3 separate regions of the Homo sapiens genome follow, and regions 1 and 2 are each linked to region 3. Evidence: chromatin contacts called from ENCODE Hi-C or POLR2A ChIA-PET data. All regions are on one chromosome and are shown on one strand. Each heading gives the region's core, a stretch centred on a gene start or an enhancer-like site at or near the end of the contact. The rest is flanking DNA. Distances are from core to core; before and after follow the strand shown. Region 1 overlaps COMETT (cytosolic oncogenic antisense to MET transcript). Region 2 overlaps COMETT (cytosolic oncogenic antisense to MET transcript). Region 3 holds the start of CAPZA2 (capping actin protein of muscle Z-line subunit alpha 2).

Region 1 (2,700 bases), core at 126-2,625, 290 kb after region 3:
CATAAAAGACTTTCCTCACAATATCCAATGAATGACCGAATTGCTTTTCCTGTAGACTACCTATTTAAACTCAACTTGGCCAAGTAAATATTGCATGCTTGCAGCACTCTGCAGCTGAAAGCAGTTTGGCGGGAAGTAGGTTTGTGGAGGGATTAGGTATGTGTAGTCATTCATTCATTTATTCATTCATAAACATTAAAATAGCAACTACTGAAAGCCACACATCAGCCTAGATTCCAGTGCTACTCTTTTTTTTTTTTTTGAGATGGGGTCTCGCTCTGTTTCCCACACTGGAGTGCTGTGGTGCGATCATGGCTCACTAGCCTCGACCTCCCAGACCCGGGTGATCCTCCACAGGCCTGTGCCATCACACCTGGATAATTTACTTTTTTTTTTTTTGTAGAAACTGGGTCTTTCTACATTGCCCAGGCTGGTCTTGAAATCTTGGGCTCAAGTGATCCTCCCGTCTTGGCCTTCCAAAATGTTGGGATTATGGGCGTGAGCCACCACACTTGGCGTCCAGTGCTGCTCTGTCTGACATAGTAGCCATGAGCTACAAGGGGTGATTTTAATTGAAATTAAATCAGAAATGCATTTTTTCACCTCACTAGCCATATTTCAAGCACTCAATTGCCGCAAGTGGCCAATGGCTCTTATTGAATAGTGTTTACATAGACTCTTAAAGGAAGAACATTTCTTTAAGAACTTTCCTTTTCCTAGAACAGAAATAAAGCATTTCCCTTATTGCAGAAAGTTCTGTTGGATAGCAGAGCTGCAGAGTTATAAAGATACAAAGGACTAGACTTGGTCCCTCCATTTTGAGAACTTACAATTATTGCATGCCTATGACAGAACTTAGAATACATCATGGAAATTCTATAACAGGGTATCAGTTTTAGTTTAGCAGATTTTTATTATGCCAGTCACTATGCTAAATCCTATAGATACAATGAAAGCTAAAAATTGGTCTCTGAACCCCAGTAGTTTACAGTTCAGTGGAGATAAGAAAAAAGTGCCTCAAGGCCTTAGGGACCAGAGTAATTCTGCCTGGGAAAGTTACAAGAGGAAAACACAGTCATAAGTATTTCTTCTGCCTTCTCTACCAATGTACATGCCTTGTTTTTTTTTTTTTTGAACAACACAGAAAATACTTTAACAACTGTATCATGTAATAAGTAATTATTATAATTTTGCATTGGCATTCTCAAAGCACTGGGCTCCCTTTGCTCTATTTTATAAATGAGCCTGGACCATAGGATGAGAACTGTGACAACTTCTGAATTCACTTGGCAACATTAATCATAGGGCAGGCAATTAGACCTCATGCCAGTGATGTTTCTCAGTGCAGCCTCACTCCCTACCATGGGCAAAGTGAAGAAGACATTTAAATCTCCTAATGGTCCCACAGTTATAAGGGTGCCCAGTAGTGATCTTTTATTGAAACTTCTGGCAGCAGCTGTTTTGTATTGCTTCTACCTTTAGCATATTTCATTTTAATTGCAAAGATAATAAAATAGTTATATCCTTTACAGTAAGATAACTTATTTAATTTGTGAGTAGTGGTTGTATATTAACTGTGTTTTCTGAAACTTGTATGAAAGGGACATCTATTTATTGACTGAATTACGGGGGTGGGGTTCTGTATTGCTATCTGGGGCTGGGGCCAAGGATTTAACCCTCAGGTTCCTTCCTTGCTGGCATTAATGTTGCTGTATAGGCAGGAAGTTGCCCAGGAGTGAAAGCACAATGCTGCTGAGACAGAAGTCTATTTTAAGCTGGTTTATTTCCTCACTTGAGTGACCTTGGATAGATCTGTCTTCTCCCTGTGCCTCTGTCTTTGTCTCTACAATTGATTCAGATGCAGTATTTATTGTGCATGCGATATGGTTTGAAATTTTTGCAGTCTTAATTGTTAACAGGAGACCAGGCAGTCTAAGCTCTCAATTCGGATTTATTTCTTGTTTCACCAGTGGCTCATTAAGTGACCCTAATGGAGGGACCAGTATTCCTGGCACTTTATTCTTCCCATCTGTAAAATGGGGTTATGAGCATGCCTCCCTTCCTATCTCAGGGGAATACAAGAGCATACATATGTGGGAGAATTTGGGGGATTGGAATTTTATGAATATTTAGATTGTAAACAGACATGTTTATTGGTCTGCCTGTCACAATCCTGTCTCAGATTAACTTCCTCTTCCTTCCACAGCCCCTTGACTGGGCAAACTTCAAACAAGTGACTGAGCTCCCTTAGCTGCCACTGATTGGACCAGGATGGACAACAAATGTAGGAGGAGTTCATCTGGATCTAGCCTGAGCCAGTCAGATATCCCCTTTGAATCCATGCCTATAGAAATACAAAAAAATGGAAGCCAGAGGATGATGGATCCTTGAAGTAATAAGTCAGGTAGATCTTGAAAATTTTTGACTCAATCCATATTGATGAACACAAGAATAATTCTGGTCTACAAAGAGAGGCAAGAGAAAGACTTGGGGTGTATTAAGAAAAACAGGTAAGTGACCCTGGGTCACTAGAAAGAGTGAGACAGGGTGATGGAATGAGTGGCTGCCTGAAACTTTCTAATGCATTCAAGGCCTGACTCTGTTTTAGGCATTCTTCACATTTTCATTCACACCACACTCTAATGAGGTAGGAAACGTTATAGCTGCTGGTTTAGAGAATGCAGTCCGGCTATGGGACTT
Region 2 (2,700 bases), core at 173-2,672, 270 kb after region 3:
AACAGAATGAGACTCTGTCTCAAAAAAATAAATAAATAATTTAAAAAAAGAAATTGGCCACAGTGGGAGGGAGTATTCACACCATGAACTAGTGATAAACACTACAGATCAGGGCTTTTTGTACTCTCTGGAGAGCTGGTTGTTAAACATTTACCAGTGGAATCATTTTAAAATGTAGATATACTTTAATATGAACTGCAGTATATAAAACAGATAGAAGAAGAATGAAGCTAGCAGAACGTGCCCTAAGCCATACTCACTTAGCTTCCTCCCTTGCCACTGCATGTCCTTGCCCCTTGAAAGGCTCTGAGGCACCTCTGCAGCACCCTGTAACACCATGGGATTTAAAACCTCCGGAAAAATAATCCTTTCAGCTCACGCCGGGACTGTATTCTTTTAACTGGTATTTCCCTTTTCCTAGATTTGGGAATACAGACATAAAACAGCAGGGTTTCCCTCAGTTTTATGAGATTGTTTTTCAATAGAATGCCAGAGGGATCAGTTTGAGAACATTGGAAATCTGATTCCTCTAAATACAAGAAAAAATGGTCATAGGAAACAGTGAGTTTCCTCACTTTGTCAATGCTCTTGAAGCAATTGTGAGTTTTCTCTTGTTGAGATGCAAGGCCAGCCCTGGGTGAAGCCAGAAGTTTATGCGTTATAAGGGCACCCCAGACCTTTCCATTAGCATATTACCTTTCTTTCTTGGTTAGACTAGGAACCTGATGCTCCGAGGGAGTAAGATTTGGTGGAATGTTGTAAAGTATTCGGGGGTAGGAGGTAAGAAAAGGAAACTTTATATGATCCACAGATTTTTGGATAGGTTCCTAAAAAAAGGGTGTTGGGGGATTAAAAAGTGGCTGCCTGAGAGGACACTTTGTCTACTTGCTTTTTTGAACTGCAAGGCCTGTTCCGTGAAGTGCCTGAAAATGGCTATAGGAGGATCACAGAGGCTGTCAGGCAGCCGGAACGTAAGTCCAGGCAGCTTGTGTGAAAATCTTGAGGTAACCCTGATGTTTCCAGGGGCCCCCAGTGTTCCTAAGCTGGAGAATAGGAGCATGAATGCCATGACTGCTGCAAAACTTATCAAGCAAAATCGACAATTGTCACTGCTTGTGGAATTCCCTTTCTGTTAAAAATGAACGTGATTTCATGGGCACATATTTTGGTGTAATATTTTCATGGGAATTCTTCTTGTGCTCTGAATTCTGATTTCTTTTAATCTTACCCTTCCCATTTTCCCCAGAATGACAATGGATTCATTTTCCCTTCAAGGTCTTCTAAATCTATCACCTCTTTCCTTGACTTTGTCGCCTGATTTCCCTTCTATAAAGTTCTCTTCTTCAGAGGGAGGGGCAGAGTCACGGCTGGCTAGATTGCGGTCCTTATCTCTGCCCACACTCCTTCCTGTTCCCTTCTCTTGCCAAGCTTCCCTCTTCACTCTGCCCTTAGCTCCAGACCTGGCTTTGGGCTATGAGCCTGTTCTGCCGTGTGTCCCTCAAGCCAGTCCCGTCTCCTGATCAGCAGTGCCCCAGATTCGCTCTTTCCTCCGACTAAACCCATCCCCTTATCTCCCTCCTCTTCAACCTGCTACGTTGCTTGACAATACAGGGGTTAAATCTTTATTTCTTGCCTTTCATTTGCATCCTTTCCTTAAATTATCTAAGGCAAAGACTTTTTAATATTTGTACTGGAGCTGTGTCACAGTAGCGATGTTAAGCACACATCAGAAGATGAAGTATAATGCCACTTTAAGTCTCTTTAAGAGACTTAAGAGGTTAAGGAGAATTGAACATTTTGGCTTCTTCTCAAATGCAGAGAACAATTAAAAGTGTCCCCAAATAATTAACAGAAATTAATTTAGACTTATGAAAAATAAATATTATTCTCTTCTTAGAAGAAAATCAGAAGAGATCAGAAGCAGGGACTTAACTGATTATATAGCTTCAGTTCCTGAGGACGACCAAGTCAATCAAAATTATCATGCCATGCCATTTTGCAATGGATTTAATTATTTCTAATCAAATAATGGATTTATTTGCAATGGATTTGATTATTTTTAATCAAGCAGAAAATCTCCGAGTTCATCAGGTTTAGCTTTTCAAATCTGATGATCTGACACCTAGTGTTAATTTTGAGTACTGCTAAATATTTCACATAAAGTATACAGTACATTGAGTCTCCGTTTTTTATTCCTTTTCGTTTCTTCATATAACTTGAGAGATGTAGTCAGGTTACCATATAGTCTCAGGATAGATGTAGCTTACTTACTGGTGTTCAGAATGCGCAATGCGACCTGAAGTCAGGAAGCTGGGTCCTATCGTTGTGGGCCAACTGTTCCTATGACCTTGGGCAAGTTACTTTCCTCTTTTAGTCTGTGTGCCCTCAGTGGTAAGATGAGAATGACGGAACATATGGAATATATGATTTATCTCTAGGTCTTTTCCAATTCTGGAACCCTGTGTGTTATCTTTTTAAAGCAATAGTTATGTATGCCAGCTCTATTTTGAAGCTTGGAATATGTTCACCCAATAAACCAGAAAATGAAACAGTTGTTACTTGGAGGTGTATGGCTATTCTTTCACTATGTGAAATTCCTTCAAAACATGTTATAACAAAGAATTGAGACAAGATTTTGATGATTTTTAGTAACGCCATCTAATGGAGCTTTGGTTATCATAAAAATATTCTAGCTCTGTG
Region 3 (2,700 bases), core at 167-2,666:
ATTTTGTTGTTGTATTATCACTTTCACCGAAGAACACAAGAGAAAAAAAGATTTCCGAAAATAAAGATGAGGCTGACTTCTGACCATTCACATTGGGAATGGGACAGAACCTTCTATTTCGGTGCAAGAACACAGCATATAAAAACATCTAGAGCAGAGGGTCCTAAATGAAAATATCCTCAGACTTACATGAAGATTTCTTAAACACCACAACATACCTAAATGTACCTGTATTTTCCTGCACTGGCTTTGAAATTTAAAAATGAAGCACTCTTTAACGAAGAGTGGACATTTCCAACCCTGCAACTAACTCATTCCTATGTTCTGTCAGTTACTTCTAAGGGTCCTTTCCGAGAAACAGTCAAAATTAGCAGGGTTCTCCCCTACCCCACCACCCTCGGGAATGGGACGTTCCCAAAAGCCAAACGAAAGGGGCGAATTAAGAGAGCAGCAGTTCAATGAATTATTCCATTACTCGTTTTAAATATCTGAGAACTTAAGTCGTTCATCTGGTTCCATTGCTGTCACAGCATCTAATATACAGTAAAAGGAGTTGCACATTTTCCCCTCTTCGGAAGAAGTCCTAGCAGGAAAGTGAGGTGCCACCAAATCGACCCCCGGGGGGGGGCTGCTGCCAACGTGGGCAGAAAACAACTATGGGGAGGGGGTCGTCTTTTTGTGAGCAACTCCGCTGCCTCCTGGGGAACATGGGAGCTGCAAGCTTACTGCTAGAGCCACGAAAGGAAAGAGAGAAGGAGGGAGAGATGCCTCCATGGGGAAAGGGAAAAAAAAGGATAAACCGTAGAGGATCAGAAAAGGAAGCATTTTGCTTTGAGGAGGGGGAAGTAGAAGGGAGAAGTGAAGGTCTGCTTCCTAAGCGATTTTTCCCTTCCCCTCACCCGCCGCTACACTCACAGGCCAGGCCGCCGCGCTGGGCACTGCCCTTGGGCCGCTCCCACGCACGGACGCAAACCCCTTTGCGTCCCTGGTCCCCGGTCCCCGGCCCCGGCGGAGGCCCCGCGGCCCGACAGCAGGAGAGGGTCCTGGGCAGCCGCCGCCCTCCCCCGCGCCCGCGCCCCCGCCCGCCGTCGCCCGGCTCCCGCTTCCTATTTTCGGAGTACACACCCTACAAGGAGCGGAGCGAGCAGGCCTGGCAGAGACCTGCCCCCGCGCGGGGCCTCGGGTGACGGACAGGGGCAGGCACTGGGCGCAGTAAGGATGGGGGAGGAAGGGCAGCCGAGGGCAAGGCCAGCTGCGGGCCAATGCCCTTCCCCCGCGACCAGACTCCGGGCCCACCCGCCCGGGCTGAGCCGGCTCCTGACAGCCCGCGCCGTCGCCCCCGCGACTCTTACCTTCTCTTCATCAGACAACTGCTCCTCCAGATCCGCCATCTTCCTTCTGGCGACAAACCGCGGCGGCGGCGGCGGCAGCGGCCACCTGACTTCCCCGTTTCCGTGCGGTCCTCAGCGCCGCGCGCCCCCGCTAAGGGAGGGGCCCGCCGCTCAGGCCGCCGCGCACGCGCACCCCGGGAGCCCCGCCTCCCTCGACCCGGCCCTCGCGGACTGAGCGCGGCTGTGCGCGTGCGCGGGCGCCTGGTGGCCGGGCGGGGGACCGTGTCTCGCTGGGCCGCCTGCTGCAGGCTTGCTAGCATCTTGAGTGCAGCGTGCTCTCCCCACTGTGACCATATGGGCTCAGTCTGCGATGAGTACATTCTGAGCCCTTCGTTATGTTTCCATCAAGTCCTGAACTCTGCCAGCTAAAATGTGAAAAGGTGTACAAATAGAAGCCTTTTAAACATTGTTTTTTCAAATATTAGAGAAGATAGTTGGCTTTCATTAAAATACACATCACGACCCTCTCCATAATTGAAAGATTGCTCTTGATATACTCCTTTATTCATCCAACAAATATTTTTTGGTTCTTTAACGGGGTGCGGGGCACTGTGTTAGTCTCTGGGGATACAGTGTTGAGGGGGAAAAAAGCAAGCTAGACATACATGTTCATAGCAGCACAATTCGCAATTGCAAAGAGATGGAACCAACCTAAGTGTCCATCAACCAATGAGTGGATAGAGCAAATGTGGGTATATACACCATGGAATACTACTCAGCCATAAAAAGGAACGAAATAATGCCTTTTGCAGCAACTTGGAAGGAGCTGGAGGCCATTATTCTAAGTGAAGTAACTCAGGAATGGGAAACCAAATATTTTATGTTCTCACTTATAAGTGGGAGCTAAGCTATGTGGGTTCAAAGGCATAAGAATGATAAAATGGACTTTGGGGACTGGGGAGGGGATAAATTACTACGTATTGGGTACAGGGTACACTGCTCAGGTGATGGGTGCACTAAAATCTCAGAAGTTACCGCTAAAGGACTTATCCATGTTACCAAAAATCCACCTGTATTCCAAAACTGTTGAAATAAAAAGAGAAACTTCCATACTCAAGAAGCTCATTTTCTACTCATTAAACAAACATATATTGAACAGTTGGGGCCGGGCGCGGTAGCTCAGGCCTGTAATCCCAGCAATTTGGGAGGCCTCCGTGGGCAGATCATCTGAGGTCAGGAGTTCGTGACCAGATTGGCCAACATGAAGAAACCCCGTCTCTACTAAAAATACAAAAATTATCCGGGGCGTGGTGGCGCATACCTGTAATACCAGCTACTCGGGAGGCTGAGGCAGGAGAGTTGCAGAAGT

The links. A loop is a pair of places that touch in the nucleus more often than their neighbours do. ChIA-PET counts read pairs that join two places held with the same protein, here RNA polymerase II (POLR2A). Pooled maps may share reads with other maps.
Region 1: a loop to region 3 is called in a pooled map, with 4 times the contacts of the local background. The contact joins the enhancer-like site here to the promoter of CAPZA2 in region 3. A Hi-C loop is called at or near these places in 1 of 168 maps with a recorded cell type or tissue (B cell), 2 of 37 single-sample maps with no recorded cell type and 7 of 50 pooled maps. POLR2A ChIA-PET finds 5 or more read pairs at or near these places in 2 of 52 experiments (AG04450 and activated T-cell).
Region 2: a loop to region 3 is called in a map of endothelial cell of umbilical vein, with 4 times the contacts of the local background. The contact joins the enhancer-like site here to the promoter of CAPZA2 in region 3. A Hi-C loop is called at or near these places in 2 of 168 maps with a recorded cell type or tissue (B cell and endothelial cell of umbilical vein), 2 of 37 single-sample maps with no recorded cell type and 8 of 50 pooled maps. POLR2A ChIA-PET finds 5 or more read pairs at or near these places in 4 of 52 experiments (A673, AG04450, CD4-positive, alpha-beta memory T cell and 1 more).

Annotation. Positions count from the first base shown.
Region 1 is chr7:116,573,251-116,575,950 of GRCh38, reverse strand. COMETT (cytosolic oncogenic antisense to MET transcript) reads left to right here. Exons shown (of 5, transcript NR_165033.1): 3 at 2,207-2,510. Among named protein-coding and RNA genes, the nearest start is that of CAV1, 50 kb to the right of the region's middle. Within about 2 kb of position 1,375, at least 2 of the 41 ENCODE cell types and tissues checked have a DNase peak (open chromatin) inside an H3K27ac peak, as active enhancers do.
Region 2 is chr7:116,591,378-116,594,077 of GRCh38, reverse strand. The region is part of intron 2 of COMETT (cytosolic oncogenic antisense to MET transcript); the gene reads left to right. Among named protein-coding and RNA genes, the nearest start is that of CAV1, 68 kb to the right of the region's middle. Within about 2 kb of position 1,422, at least 8 of the 41 ENCODE cell types and tissues checked have a DNase peak (open chromatin) inside an H3K27ac peak, as active enhancers do; they include endothelial cell of umbilical vein, where a contact is called at or near this core.
Region 3 is chr7:116,861,303-116,864,002 of GRCh38, reverse strand. It overlaps CAPZA2 (capping actin protein of muscle Z-line subunit alpha 2), which reads right to left and starts at 1,416. Exons shown (of 10, transcript NM_006136.3): 1 at 1,353-1,416. The coding sequence starts at 1,391. RefSeq lists a silencer at 929-1,668 and enhancers at 1,035-1,797, 1,749-1,798.